3 separate regions of the Homo sapiens genome follow, and regions 2 and 3 are each linked to region 1. Evidence: chromatin contacts called from ENCODE Hi-C or POLR2A ChIA-PET data. All regions are on one chromosome and are shown on one strand. The core of a region is the stretch at or near the end of the contact, and the rest is flanking DNA. Distances in the headings are between cores, read along the strand shown.

What was found. A loop is a pair of places that touch in the nucleus more often than their neighbours do. ChIA-PET counts read pairs that join two places held with the same protein, here RNA polymerase II (POLR2A). Pooled maps may share reads with other maps.
Region 2: a map of naive thymus-derived CD4-positive, alpha-beta T cell shows a loop between it and region 1 (9-fold over the local background). The contact joins the promoter of PEMT here to the promoter of PRPSAP2 in region 1. A Hi-C loop is called at or near these places in 1 of 168 maps with a recorded cell type or tissue (naive thymus-derived CD4-positive, alpha-beta T cell) and 6 of 50 pooled maps. POLR2A ChIA-PET finds 5 or more read pairs at or near these places in 1 of 52 experiments (HEK293T).
Region 3: a loop to region 1 is called in a pooled map, with 12 times the contacts of the local background. The contact joins the promoter of MPRIP here to the promoter of PRPSAP2 in region 1. A Hi-C loop is called at or near these places in 6 of 50 pooled maps.

The regions. Positions count from the first base shown.
Region 1 is chr17:18,856,541-18,859,492 of GRCh38, forward strand. PRPSAP2 (phosphoribosyl pyrophosphate synthetase associated protein 2) reads left to right here and starts at 1,591. Exons shown (of 12, transcript NM_002767.4): 1 at 1,591-1,721. RefSeq lists an enhancer at 1,370-1,942 and a silencer at 1,689-2,048.
Region 2 is chr17:17,590,359-17,593,156 of GRCh38, forward strand. PEMT (phosphatidylethanolamine N-methyltransferase) reads right to left here and starts at 1,350. Exons shown (of 7, transcript NM_148172.3): 1 at 1,173-1,350. The coding sequence starts at 1,268. RefSeq lists enhancers at 795-1,536, 1,102-1,491.
Region 3 is chr17:17,041,207-17,044,029 of GRCh38, forward strand. MPRIP (myosin phosphatase Rho interacting protein) reads left to right here and starts at 1,251. Exons shown (of 24, transcript NM_001364716.4): 1 at 1,251-1,765. The coding sequence starts at 1,643. It overlaps LOC124903938 (a long non-coding RNA gene), which reads right to left and starts at 1,119. Exons shown (of 3, transcript XR_007065644.1): 1 at 1,065-1,119; 2 at 575-702. RefSeq lists a silencer at 816-1,275 and an enhancer at 1,938-2,823.

The DNA.
Region 1 (2,952 bases), core at 341-2,840:
ACCTAATTTACAATTCGTTAGTTGAGATGCTTGTATTCTTCGTTTCTAAAATAAGACGTTGAACCATAAAGACTCTAGCTAGCTCTGCAACCTCTGATGAATATTTCATGCCTCATTATTGTGAAAAATCCAAAGCAGAATTGGAGAGAAGATGTGGTATAGGGATTAGGTAAGTGAAGACTGGTGCAAAGCCTCCTGGGTCGAAATTCTGTCCACTGCTTTGTCATTGGAAAAGTTATTTAACGTCGTCGTCTCAGTTCCCACAACTATTAAAATGGAGAGGATAACAACACCTACCTTATGCTCTTGTGAGGATTAAATAAGTTACCGTTAATATATGTAAAGCACTTAAAAGAGGACCATGTGTTTGCTATTATTATGTTATACATACAATAAAGAGTAAACATTACCTAAGTTATAAAGAACTTAGGCAATGGATACCAAAAGTACTAATTCCTTTATAATAAAAGAAAAAAAGGCGACAAGGCAAATAACGATAATAACTGATAATGGCTGGGCGCGATGGCTCACGCCTGTAACCCCAGGACTTTAGGAGGCGGAGGCGGGCGGATCACTTGAGGTCAGGAGTTTGAGAACAGCCTGGCCAACATGGTGAAACCCTGTCTCTACTAAAAATACAAAAAATTAGTCGGGCGTGGTGGCGCACACCTGTAATCCCAGCTACTCGGGAGGCTGAGACAGGAGAATCGCTTGAACCCGGGAGACGAAGTTTGCAGTGAGCTGAGATCGCGCCGATGCACTCTAGCCTGGACAACAGAGCGAAACTCCGTCTCAAAACAAAAAACTAACAAACGAACAAAAAACTGATCATTTATTATACACCCAGAACTGTGCTTTTAGCACAGTTTTGTTTTGTTTTGTTTTGTTTTTGAGATGGACTCTTGCTCTGTCACCCAGGCTGGAGAGCAGTGGCGCGATCTCGGCTCACTGCAACCTCTGCCTCCCGGGTTCAAGCGATTCTCCTGCCTCAGCCTCCTGAGTAGCTGGGATTACAGGCGCGCACCACCACGCCTGGCTAATTTTTTTTTTTTGTATTTTTAGTAGAGATGGGGGTTTCACCATGTTGGTCAGGCTGGTCTCGAACTCCTGACCTCGTGATCCGCCCGCCTCAGCCTCGCAAAGTGCTGGAATTACAGGCGTGAACCACCGCGTCTGGCCGTATTGTCTCATTTAATCCTCACAACAGTCTTATGGAATGGGTGCTGCTATCTTTGTTTTTCAGATGAGGAAACAAGCTCAGAGGGTTGAAATGACTTGTCCAAGGTTACAGGCCAGTGGAGGCTTGAACCCAGGTATTTGTAATTCCAAATGTCATACTCTGTCCACATTCATTCCTTGTAACCTGCCTGGGCTGTCACAGTTGGTGTGGGGCTAGCAGCTCCCCAGGGACCAAAACAGGCGCATCCCCGCCCACCGCCCCGCCCATCGTGCCAGCCCGACTCCACCCCTGTGGCTACACCCACTGCCCCGCGCCTTACCCACTGGTGGGCCACGCCCACAGCCCCCAGCTAGGTGCCTCCGCTGTCCGGGCTCTAGTCCCGCCCTCGCCCCTCCCCGCCCACCGGCCTCGCAGTCACCGCGGACGCCAATCTTGTGCATGGAGTCGCCATTTTGCTCCTAGAGAGGCCGCCAGGAGACCCGGCGCTTTCTTCCTTCTGCAGCTGAGGCTGCGGCGGGGCCGGGGCTGGGGTCGGGGCCAGGTAGGCGGGCGGGAGCCAGTGGCGAGCGGCAGCGAGGGCTGGCTGGCTCCGGCATTGCGGGGCGCAGGTGCAAGGGGCGGGGAGCCCGCGGCGCCGGCAGGCGGACGGGTCGGGGTCCCTGGGTGGTGGCTGCTTGGGGGCTCACTGGGGCGATCTCGCGCCCGCGGCCCTTCCATTTTTCCCTCCCTTCTTCCTCTCCCGCCAGGGGTCGGCGGGGGCGGGGGACGGGCGTCCGGTGCCTGGGCTCTCTCCTCTCCCTGAGGCGCCGCTGGGGAGTCGAACCCTGATGATGGGACCTGTGGTGAGCAGCCCTGAAAGCAAGCCCAGACCCAGCCATTCTCCGTCCCTAAGCTGACACGGAGCCCCTGATTTTAATTTACCTGGCTTTGCTAGTTACGAATATATCTCTCACCTCCTAAAGGATGATTTTATCCAACTCAGAACTCACCCCAGCAGAGATTGAGGGGGAACCGTGATGAAATTTTTAAGTATTCTGCTTGATGATAATAATTTTTCTCTTATGTTAATGTTGGCTCCGTTTGGGTGTTTAGCTTTTGAAAGGAGTATGAAAATGCGGAATGGGGCTTTGGGGCTTGAGGTGTGATCTCTAGTGTTTAAAAAATTTAATTGCACAAATAGAAATAATTCACCCACATTATTGAACCCCACTAAAGCATATCCTTTTTGTCCATATTCCTTTCCTGCTGCCCTCGTGTGTACCATTATTACTCAGTTGTGATTTGAGCTCGTTCCACTTAAAGTCATTCATAGATACTTTTGCGTCGTGTTGAATATTTATTGAATTTCTATTCTGTGTTTTACTTAATTACTTTATTATGGAACCTTTACACAGGTCTGGTGTACTTGTTCTTTGAAAAGTCTTATGTTGACCACCATCACTGAGCATATAGCTTTTTCCTTATTTCCTTGGGATAATTACCCGAAGTGGAAATACCGAATCAAACTTCTGTTTTCTTTCTTTGGCACTATTATATAAATTGTTTTCCAAACAAGGCATGTTTACAATAGACATTTTTCAAAATCTGGGTATTTGTCCTATTTTGCTCTCTGTATGCAGAATTCAGCGGGGTGCCAAGTCGTTTTCTGTGTGGGTTGAGAGACAGGCTGTGCAGCCCACTGTTGCATAGGACTAACTACTACAAATCATGCTGAGACCGAGCTATTTTTGCTGCTTAGAGGCTTTGCAGCCTTGAGTAAGTTTCTTCATCTG
Region 2 (2,798 bases), core at 100-2,599, 1.3 Mb before region 1:
CCTCTGGGGAATCTTGCCCCACTGACTGACCTTTCGGCTCTCAGATCCCAGGTCCCTCCCTCGCAGATACGGCAACAGGCTCTCTTGGGATTTCAATCCCGCCTTCCCATCAGCTACTCTTCAAAACACTAACTGGTATTAGCTCCTTCAGAGAACTCTCTGGCTTTCCAGGCCTACAATCTCCCTCCCTAGAATGAAAGCTCAGTGACAGAAGTGCCCTTAAACTTCTGAGTGACACGAGGCCCTCAGCCGGCCCTGAATCAATACTGGCTGGATCAGTGAGTGAATAAATGCACATGTGAGTAAGGAATGAAGGGAGCGAAAGAACTGGATTAGAAGCTGCTTGGGGCAGAGATGTGCCTTACAGGCTTCATGAAGAGTGGGTGATGAAAAAGGTAAATGGAGCATCTAAGAGGAAGCTTTGATAGAAGGGAGAATGCAAGAGAGGTTGGAAATTGGAATCCATTGGAATTGGGAGCCTGGGGAGATGCCAGGACAGGCACTCTCTGGCCTAGGACTCTGCAGAGGGCAGCCTCAGCAGGCAAGCCAGGCCCCCAGCTTCTGGGGCCGGTCGCACCCATTATGGCCCCGAAACGGCTGGGTGGTGGTCTGCAGCCTGCCCAGGGCCGGCTGGGAGACAGGCAGGGTCCCCACCACTCTCTTGCCTCTGGGCAAAAGCTGGCCTCCTGACCCTGGGGGATGGACGGGAGCAGGGGCCACACAACACACTCCCAAACATATAATCGGCCTCCTTCACCCTCGCCCACGCTCAGTCACACACAGCCTCGGTCATACACACTCACACTCACTCTCCGGCACACTCTCAGAGCATCACATAATTTCAGTGAGACACAATCCCAAAGACTAACACGGACAACCTCTGAGTCTCACACAATCTCAGGGCCACACACAGGCACACAATCAGACGAGCTCAGGAACGCCCCCGTCTCTGACACACGCAATCTGAGGTTTACACGCGCGCGCACACGCACACACACAGACACCAGCCGGCGCTCCCGCACGCGGCTCCCCCACCCCCGCCACGCCACGCCCCCATTGCCTGGGAACTGGCGGCCCCGCCCCGCAGCGTTTGAGGCGCCGCAAGCCTTCACGCCCCTCGGGCCTTGCAGATCCCTCTCCCAGTTTCCGCGGCGGTCCGGTGCGGTCAGTACCTGTCTAAAATCAATATTGCCGAGGCCTCCGCAGCAGTCAGGCCCTGCCACCGAGCTGTTCGTTACCTCGGCTCCCGGGTTCCCAGATCTCTTCATCCGGGGGCCGCCTCAGGAGGCACCACGCGGGCCCCGCTGCAGCCACGCGCCCCCGGAACCGGACCTATAGAGCCGGGTAAGTGCCGCCAGTCGGGGCGCTTTCCCGGTGACCCCCAACATATTCCGGCCTTCTGGGAAATGTAGTTCCCCGTCACCGCGAAGTGCCTCTTTATCTGGGGGCTCGCGACAGCGTCTAGAGGAGCCGAGAACTACAAGTCCCAGTGTGTTTCGCCGCAGAGCCTGCCGGTTCCGCTGCAGCTACGTAGCAGTATCCCCTTGGATCCGGCCTCCCGCCCAGTGCCTTTGGTCGCCGGCTGCCGCACCCGAGCCTGTAACTGACCTGGCGTCCCTGCCCTTGCCTGGCGGCGGTGGGGCTAGAGGCCGGGGGCCGCGGGTCGTAGCTATAAGCAGCTTCCCGCGCAGCCTCCTGCGGACTTGGACTTGGCCCGGGTCACACACGCCCAGGGCCCCACACGCCCAGGGCCCCACGCCCTCTTCTGAAATTCGCTTTACTCTGGGGGCGGTGCGCGACGAGCACTGCCTAGAGCTTCCCGCCCCCGCGGCGCCCAGGCTCTTTAGCTCGGCCAAAGACCCCTCCTCCACTCATTTTTTCCTTCATTCATTCTCTCATTCACTCTCGAGTATTTTCTGAACCAGACTGTGCGCTGAGGGTACGGTAGGGAACAACACAGAGTCCCCCGCCCTCGCTTCCTCCTGACTGAGATAAAAGACAAAATGTGAATAAAGGGTTATAATATGGATGAGTACTGTGGTGGAAAAAACGGGGTGGGTCAAATGGTACGGAAGGATGCTGTCTTAGAATGTGCAGGGGAGGTGCCAGATGTGCCAAGTGTGAGGGCAGGGCAAACAAGGCAAGACGAATGGTATGTACAAAGGCCTGGAGACAGGACGGGCACCTAAGGAACAGAGAAAAGACCGGTGAGCTGTGGAGTAGTGATGGAGGGGGTCAAATGGAGAAGAGTTTAGACGATCGGGTCCCAGAAGAACCCCTTTTGTAGGCCGGGTGTGGTGGCTCATGCCTGTAATCCCAGCACTTTGGGAGGCCGAGGTGGGCGGATCACCAGAGGTCGGCAGTTCGAGACCAGCGTGACTAACACGGTGAAACCCCGTCTCTATTAAAAATACAAAAAATAGCCGGGTGTGGTGCGCGCACCTGTAATCCCAGCTACTCAGGAGGCTGAGGCAGGAGAATCGCTTGAACCCAGGAGGTGGAGGTTGCAGTGAGCGGAGATGGTGCCATTGCATGCCAGCCTGCGCGACAGAGCGAGACTCCCTCTCAAAAAAGAAAAAAGCCCTTTTGTAGCCAGGTGTTATGTAATATGGGGAAATAGACTGAGAGGTTCCAAGATTTGCTCAGTCACCCAGACTGCTGGGGGCCCAGACAGGACTTCTGCAGTCAGCTGCTTCCTGCTCCAGATGGCCCGTTTCTCTCCACCTTGGCCCACAGCACCTACCAGTGTTGAGCATTTACTGAGCAGCCACTGTGTGCTGCTTTAGAGGTAGTCCCAA
Region 3 (2,823 bases), core at 1-2,500, 1.8 Mb before region 1:
ACCAGATGATCCGTGGAAAAGTACACAGCTCTGGAAGCATTTGCTACTTCTCCTCCTAAAACCTCCTCCATTCCCTGAGCGACAGCTGCTGTGGCTGCCACTACCACATGCTCCAATGTCACCTCCTCCGTGAAGGCTGGGTTAGCTCACCCCCCTGTTTAAAGACTCACCATGACTCCCAGCTGCCAGTGGGATGACATGTGCACGCCTGGGCTTGGAATACAAGGCCTGGGTGATAGAGCCCTCTTCCAATCCCTCTTGCTCCTTCTTCCCCTATCTCCACTTCCAGCCACACTCAACCCTCTCACTGTCCACTTAAACTTCCCCTCCTCCTTGAAGCCACCCGAATTTTTCTAAAGAGCGCATTTCTCCCCTCTCTGGGCTCCTGCAACCTTCTGCCTGAGCCTTTGACAGCCTTTTCCAGGTTGTCTTTTGGCCAGGAGGCTGGACAATGGAGGACGGGAGTGACAGCTCGGCCCCTTCCTAGCAGAGTGATCCTACACAAATTACTCCAGGTGTCTGACCCTTCATTTCCTCAAGCACATCATGGGGGAAAGAATGCCTAGCTCAGCACCTGGCAGAGAGTCAGCCTTCGCTCATCTCCCCTAATGGAGCTGACAGCTCTTCAAGTCCGCTGACATCTTCTCTTAGTCATCCCTTGAAATACTACCCGCTGTTACTTCTCTGCTCCTCAGTCTCCTCCTATGTAAAATGGGGATGAGAAAGGAGAGGTTGCGAACCTTTAATGAGCGAGCCCTTGGAGTATCCAGCCCTTCCCGACGCTAACTGACTCCTACGAGGGGGCCTGGTACACAGTAGGTGCTAAACTAATCCTCTCCGAGCTGGGCTTGGGGAAGATGCCTCCGTTGGGTGTACAGCGTGGGCGCGGGAAGGCGAGCCTGGGAGCGAGGGGGTTGCAGAGAGGCAGCCTGAGGTCGGCTCCGCCTTCCCCCGCATCCCCCGCCCGGGCCCTGCAGCTGTCAGCCCGGCCGGCCTCGGCGCCAGTCCACCAAACCTGAACGTCCCATGCCGGCGCCCCCACCTTCCCGGCCTGCACAACTTACCTTGCGCTCGGCGGCCCTCGGTCCCGCCCCCGACTGCCATTGGCCCAGAGGTTCCTTTGTTAGCGAGAGCGCGCCAACCCCATTGGCCGGTGGGGCTGCCGATCGCGTCGGGCGCGGCCCCGCCCCGTACGCCCCGGCACCTCCCCGCGCCCGGCCGCCCGCCCGCCCGCCCGCCCGCCCGCCCCCGTAGTGCGTGAGGCGCTCCGGTCCCATTTGCAGCGGCCGCGGGGCGCCGAGGGCAGCTGCGGCGGCGCGGACGAGCCGGGACGGCGGCGACCGGAGCCTGAGAGGCGGGCCGCAGCGGGAAGCAGCGGGCCCGAGGCCGCGTCCATGGGCCCGCGGCGGCCGGGCGGCGGCGGTGCGGGCGGGAGCTGGGCGTCGCGCGCGCTGTGAGGCCCGGGCGGCTCAGGAGCCTCGGCGCGTGCAGCGAACCGCCCGCCGGGAAGGAGGCCGGGCCGGGCCTGCGGCGGGGCCGGCGAGGGATGCGGCGCGGCCGCGCTGAGCCCCTAGCCCGCCGGGAGCGCCAGGCCGGCCAGGCCTGCGCCGCCGCCGCCGCCGCCGTCGCCGCCGCGCCGACCATGTCGGCAGCCAAGGAGAACCCGTGCAGGAAATTCCAGGCCAACATCTTCAACAAGAGCAAGTGTCAGAACTGCTTCAAGCCCCGCGAGTCGCATCTGCTCAACGACGAGGACCTGACGCAGGTGAGCGACTGGGGCCGGCCCGGACACCTCCGTTCTGGGAGCCGCGGGTCGGCGGCCGGGGCGCCGCCAAGGGCTGCAGGGAAAATAAAAATGGAGCAGGGAAATGCGCGAGTCCTGGGGCATGGGGACGGGGACGGGAAGTGCATTGACAGAGCTGGGACAAAGGGAAAATCCTCGAGTATGCCGAAAAATAACATCCTTTCCCGTTCCCATTGCCCGGCTGTGTGATTCATGCTTTTTGGGTGACTCAAAAGTGCCTGGTTTCGCTTAGTAGGAACAAAGCGCTTAGGGATTGCATGCCGCTTGACGGGACCCCCCTGAGATTCTGGCTTGGGACTGGACTTGGATTTGTCCAGCCAGAGTGGCCCAGGGGTCGGATTGTTGGGGAGGACTGTGGGCTTCCGTCTAGTGGGACGCAGCCTGCCCCGATTCTGAATCATCGTCACTGTCAAGCACTGGAGAGAGGTGAAGGGGTGTCCAAATCTGGCGAGGAGGGTCTTGTTCTTGAACTTAGTTTGGCAGGCCGTAGTTTAGCGGGGAGCTGGGACCAGTTCCCTGGTCACTGGCCGAGGGGTGAGGAGACCTGTGGGTCCTCGGGAAAGTTGATTTCTGTCTCCCAGCCTTAACTGTCAAACAGGGCTTTGAACTAGTTATGACTCCCAAACGTGCATTAGAGTCATAGCCATTAAACACAGAGTTCTGGGGCCCCCGCCCTGGAGTGACTGGGGAGATGGGGAATTTGTATTGATGAAAGGCTCCAAGAGGCTTGGCTGCAGCCCCCATGGCCCTTGGGAACCCCTGCAGTGATTGCTGTTTGAACTCCTAGTGTTCCAGGATTCCGAGCCTTGTGTGCACCTCCTTGGGATGTGCCTCGGTACCCTCCCCACGGCCATCATCTCCATCCTCTTCAGAGCTTTCTCTCAGCCTCCTGAATGAAGCCAGGGGAAGTCCCTTCACATTCCAGTCCAGTGTGACCTAGTTGTAGCCACTCCTGTCGCAGAAGAACCCCTTAGACTGAAAACGAGTGAACGGGCCTGGTTGTTTTTAATGCCACTTCA